Linked DNA regions of Homo sapiens: region 1 is linked to region 2. A link is a contact called in ENCODE Hi-C or POLR2A ChIA-PET data. All regions are on one chromosome and are shown on one strand. The core of a region is the stretch at or near the end of the contact, and the rest is flanking DNA. Distances in the headings are between cores, read along the strand shown.

Region 1 (2,700 bases), core at 20-2,519, 420 kb after region 2:
GATTATTTTACCCAGGTTTTTTTTTTCATTTTACACTTTATTTTACACAGTTTTTTCCTTGTTCTGCATCAATATTTTCTCTAATACTTTCACAGTGAGAGGGCATGAAAATCTGTGCTTATCAGTTCTTATCCACACTATTGCCTCTCTAAATCCACTACTCAAAAATATATTTTTATATATTTATATATACAAATATATAAATATATAAATAAAATAAGTAAATAAATAAGCAAACTCTTTGGAAATCAGAACAAAAATAACATTTTATAAAAGCCTCTTTCCACATCATACATAATAAACAAAAGTCATCTTGATCAGTTCAATTACTGACATTGCTGCTTTTAAAATCTGCTTAGTAAAATGGCATCAATTAAAGTTTAATGTCTTATAAAAGATCATTCAAGTATTATAGTAGAATTAAGAGGAAATAGGTACTGCTTGGGATCTGGCTATATTTTTAGAGTTTCTCAACCAGAGAGATTTATAAGAATATTCATTATTGCCTAGATTGCTTTCAATTCAGCCACTAGTTTATTAAAAGAGGTAGGCTAAAGGGCCCAGCACGGTTCAGAGCACATTCAACCAGCTGCATTTTCAGTTTGCTAAATATTTCAACTAGTCTTCAAAGGCACTGCATAAGTAAAACCTCGCACTTATTTTTCTACACACTTCTCCTCTTAATTTTTAACCCCCTGGGTATTTCCAAAGGAAATCTAATCCACATAAGTCATTCGTACCTAGCCCACACTAAATGGCATTTGAATGAGTTATATTGTTCTAGAAACCCCATTCACCTTTTCTGTTGGCCTTTTATTCTCTGGAGGTCCCAGTCTGGGGCAAATCAACAAAACTGAACCTTAAGGCAGCAGAGGGAACTGGGGAATAGGAGAAGGGGACCAAAAAAGTATCAACAGGGAGGACACCCAGCCAGGGGCTCCAGGGCAAGAGGAAATCTCCTTTTGCAGGCCTGATACACAGGACCAAGTCGAACAGTTGTTCAGGTTGTGCACTAGCTGACGGCATTTGGCCAAAAGGACAGGTGGAGACTGAAATCCAACCTATACTGTGCTTGCCAAGCTCAATTTCTGGCCAGGGGTTACATCCACCCAGAGAAGGGGAGCACATTTCTCTACTTCTCCCAGAAGCACTGTATGGGCTAGCTGCTGATAAAGTCATGTTAAGAAAACAGAAGTAAGCCAGTCACAAAAGGACAAAAGTCCTGTATGCATCCATTCATATGAGATAACTTAGAGTAGTCAAACTCACAGAGACAGGAAGTGGAATGGAGGCTGCCTGGGGCTGAGGGGAGGAGGGGAGTGGGGAAATAGCAAGTGGCTATTTAATGGGTATGGAGTTTTGGCTTGAGAAGATGAAAACAGTTCTGGAGATGGATGGTTGTAACGGTTACACAGCAATGTGAATGCGGGTAATGCCACAGAGCTGTACACTTAAAAATAGTTTGAATGGTAAATTTTATTACAATAAAAAGGAAATGAAACCAGAGTCAAGCACTGGCAGCTACACACCCACTGTGGACTCCGATCAAGGTCCTGCTCACAGATCGACTTTACAAGCCCATGCCATTGTCCAACAACTGAGAGTAGATCAGGGCTGCACTTGCCTCCACAAACGCCCAGCTACACAGGACCTGTCCAGATCATCACTCCTAATGCCTACCTTCTGCCTCCAAAGGACACCAAAGAGGCAGGGCTTCTCTCTAGGGGTCCTTGCCCCTCTCACCCTGTGCTCCCCCTGTCTGAGTGCCCCACCAGCTCCAGCCTCTGCAGCAGCCTTCCCTGTCCCCAACCTCATACCACCCCAAACCCTGTAAGAGTAGAGGCATGCTGTCACCCAAGTCCACCTCCCCTCAGCAGAATAGTTCATTACTCCACACACATTAAGTTTCCACCAGAACAAGGCCAACTCAGGAAAAAGAAAAATTTACGACTCCCATCATTTGGAATTTGCGGTAAAATTTAGCCTACGTTGGGCCAAAGAAAGGGTTTGCTATGAAAGCTCACAATGTAAACAAGACTTGAGGGAAAAACATTCATACAAAGAGAATAAATGATTCTTAAAGGTTTCAGTTCAACAATACATTTTAGGGAACATGTATTGCCTATTATAAAGACATTAAAGAAAATACATTGTGTCAGGACTGGGGAACCTGGGCCTGCCTCTGCCACCCGAACATGGGCCAGTCCCATAAAGTCTCTGGCCATGATCACAGTTCCCTCATCCATGGAGTTGGACAGAGACTCTCTAAGGTCCTTCTGGCCACGATGAGACTATAAAATTAATATACTGTACTTTGTATATTTACATACATGAGTGTATGTGTGGTGTGTGTGTGTATGTGGGGGTGTGGTATGTGTTTGTCTATGTGGTGTCAGGGAGTGCTGTGTGTACATGTGGGGTGTAGGGAAGTATGAGGAGGAATGGTGTGTATGTTGTATGTGGGGGTGTATGATGTGTGTGGGGTGTGTGTTTGTGGTGAGGGATGTGGGAGGTGTGGTGTGTGTCTGTGTCTACATGAGTATTAATGAGGACTACTTCTCAATAGAAAGAATTTGCCAGTTATTTCAAAATATTTTCTATACTTAAAAGTGATAAAGCTGGAACTAAATAGTGGTGACAGTTGCACCACCTTGTGAATGTACTAAATGCCACTGAATCATGGCACTTTCAAATGGTTAC
Region 2 (2,700 bases), core at 190-2,689:
TTGGACACAACACAGTTGACACTGAATCATCCAGGACCTAGCATCTTGCTAGTGTCTGGCTGTGTGCCTACACCTCACCTCTTTCTATGTCTAGGTAAATGGAAAAGACACACCCTTCTCACAGGGCTTGGTAAGGATGAATAACAACACACATAAAGAACCCAGCACCATGCCTCATTCCTAGGAGTGCTCAATAAGGAATAGCTAATGATAATGATGCATTCATCCCTCAAATATTTATTGAGCTTGTACTTGGTGCCAGGCACTATTCTTAGTGTGAAGAACAGAGGAGTTAACAAAACCAAGGAAACTCCCTGTCCCATCGAGCTGGCATTCTAGTGCCGGGTAATCCACTACACTAACAATGCAGGAGCTACGGGCCTTAGGTTGCAGCAAGGGTTCCCTGTTTCCATCCCCACTACAGAATCCAGAGCAGTTAGTGCCCGTAAGTCTCACCCTAGGCTGACTAGGTCCTTGCCTCCATAGAGGAGGCCATACACTGTCGTGGGTCCCCTAGGCCTCTCATCACCAGAGCATGGTATCCCCCAGTGAGGGCATAGCCAGGCCTGGGCTTCACATGTCTCTGCCACCTTAGCTCCTTTCCCTCACCAAAACGGTTCCCCAAGCCTGCCCCAGAGCCTTCCAGAAACCTCCCAGGAGAGGAAGTTTGCTTGGCGGCATTACCCGGGACTTCCCACCAGAGGTCGCCCTCCCACACAAGCCCAAGCAAACAGACTGGGCTTCGCTGCCTCTGCAGCGGTGACATTATTTTCTTTCTCTATTTTTATCTATTAAAAAGATTTCTTCACAGCCATAACTTAGATCTCTACACTAAAATGGAGCAACAGGAAGATATAATGGTGCGTTTCATTTATGAATGACCTATAATAAATTACTCTGAAGTGTCCCGAGTGCCAGAAGACAGAATGCTTTGTCTGCCCACGAACTGTATTTCACATACTTTAATTTAGCTGACACGTAAAACTCATTTGACATTTTGCAGGTATTTGTGCAGGGTGGGGTTGGGGGACGACTGTGGGGCTGGGTGGGGAGTGGGGGCAGCGGGCAGAGGAAAGGATATTCGGTTCTTGTTGAGGGTTAAGGTATGCAGTCTGGGTAACCCTGGCAACACAAGGTCGTCCCCCAGCTGATTGTTGTCCAAGATGAGTTCCTCCAGGCTCCTGAATGCGCTCAGTCCTTCCAGTGACCTGCAATGACAAAGGCAACAGGAAAAATGATCCTGCACTAAATCAGGGAGGCCATTATGAGCCGAAATAAATATTTTAACCTTCCCTTTCAGGACTGGGAATAGTTTGGGCTTGGTGCCTGTCAGCAAAGTGAATGACAAGAATTAGTAGCAGGAGTCGGGGCGGGGGCGGCGGGGGAGAAGGGGCCGCTGGCACCCACCGCATCCTTCACGCATTGCCAACATGAAGGATGAGGGTCACTTAGTGAGTAGCCAGGATCCAAAACAAAGGGCTTCAGATACGGCCTGCAGGATAAATTTGTCAATGTCTTGTGCCTTCAGGCACCCAGCCTCGGCTGACCCTAACCTCCATTCCCAAGATAAATAACTCTGTCACAGTTCACCTTCATTCCCTGGACACAAATTCAAGTTGTCATCCATCATTCCTGCCCAGAAATATCATACCCTCTTACAATAATAAATATAACTTCAAGTATCATTTCTTAGCAGTTCTCTGTACAGTCGCGGGGGAAACGACAGGGAAGGCTTCCTTTCTCTCCGTTCACATCCTTTGACTTTTTTTTTTCCTCTGCCTTTTTTCTTTACTAATCACTTAATTTGCTTCTGCCCAGCGTCCCAGTGGCTGCCCCAAAGGCAAGGCATCTGCAGAATTACATAATCACTCCGATCTGAGAGGGCTTTTTCTTTTATTATTTCTTTTTATTTGTTTTTGCTGCGGGTGGGGAGACGGGGGTTGGGAGAATTGCTGCTTCAAAGCTCCTGGCCTGAAGTTACTGTTTTAATTTATGGAAAGTGGATTTCTCACTTAATTTTTGAAAGAAGTGTAGAGTGCAACCCTGTAGATGTTGAGGCAGTAAATAAAAAGGCAACAGAAAGAATTAAGTACCCGGCTCCAGGAAAAAAAAAAAAAAACAGCAGAAAGGGAAAAATAGCCTTGCTTATACACATCGCTGAAAGTTAACTCTTAATTTTATGGGCTCTCATGAGTGTTGGGGGTGGAGGTGACACGAGGTAGTTGTGCACAAGTGCTTGCCTGGGCGCACACAGACATTAATTAAAGCAAGCCGGCCGGCAGAGGGGCTTACACAGAGACACAGACTCCCAGCTCGTTCACCTGCCAGACCCAGGAGATGTGCTGAGCCTGCACCGGCTGACAGCTGAGCTACGATGTGGACGGGAGGGAGACACGTAGGGGATGCCGGGCTATTCTATAAAATGTGACAAATCAGGGAGATGTCGTCCACACTATTTATTCATTTACTGATAGTGCTTCCATTACAGCCCCGTGTGCTTGCGTGTGCAATGTCTGCACATCTGCTGTGAGTGTGAACTTCAGCACCAGATCTTTCCCAAGGCATCCATAGCTCCCTTGTGGGATCGCTGCCAAGAGGACTCCAAAATAGGGAGTCAATACTTACGAGGTATAAAAATGTGTTGTAAGTAATTAAATCTGTAGATACCACTGGGCCCAGAGCTCTGCCGGCATGTTCCAT

What was found. Hi-C counts contacts between places; a loop is a spot of excess contacts on that map. ChIA-PET counts read pairs that join two places held with the same protein, here RNA polymerase II (POLR2A). Pooled maps may share reads with other maps.
Region 1: a map with no recorded cell type shows a loop between it and region 2 (4-fold over the local background). The contact joins two enhancer-like sites. A Hi-C loop is called at or near these places in 1 of 168 maps with a recorded cell type or tissue (PC-3), 5 of 37 single-sample maps with no recorded cell type and 4 of 50 pooled maps. POLR2A ChIA-PET finds 5 or more read pairs at or near these places in 1 of 52 experiments (activated naive CD4-positive, alpha-beta T cell).

What each region holds. Positions count from the first base shown.
Region 1 is chr10:75,610,145-75,612,844 of GRCh38, reverse strand. The region is part of intron 2 of LRMDA (leucine rich melanocyte differentiation associated); the gene reads right to left. Among named protein-coding and RNA genes, the nearest start is that of MIR606, 59 kb to the right of the region's middle. Within about 2 kb of position 1,269, at least 5 of the 41 ENCODE cell types and tissues checked have a DNase peak (open chromatin) inside an H3K27ac peak, as active enhancers do.
Region 2 is chr10:76,034,516-76,037,215 of GRCh38, reverse strand. It overlaps LRMDA (leucine rich melanocyte differentiation associated), which reads right to left. Exons shown (of 7, transcript NM_001305581.2): 3 at 1,082-1,208. Among named protein-coding and RNA genes, the nearest start is that of MIR606, 480 kb to the right of the region's middle. RefSeq lists an enhancer at 1-2,700. Within about 2 kb of position 1,439, at least 2 of the 41 ENCODE cell types and tissues checked have a DNase peak (open chromatin) inside an H3K27ac peak, as active enhancers do.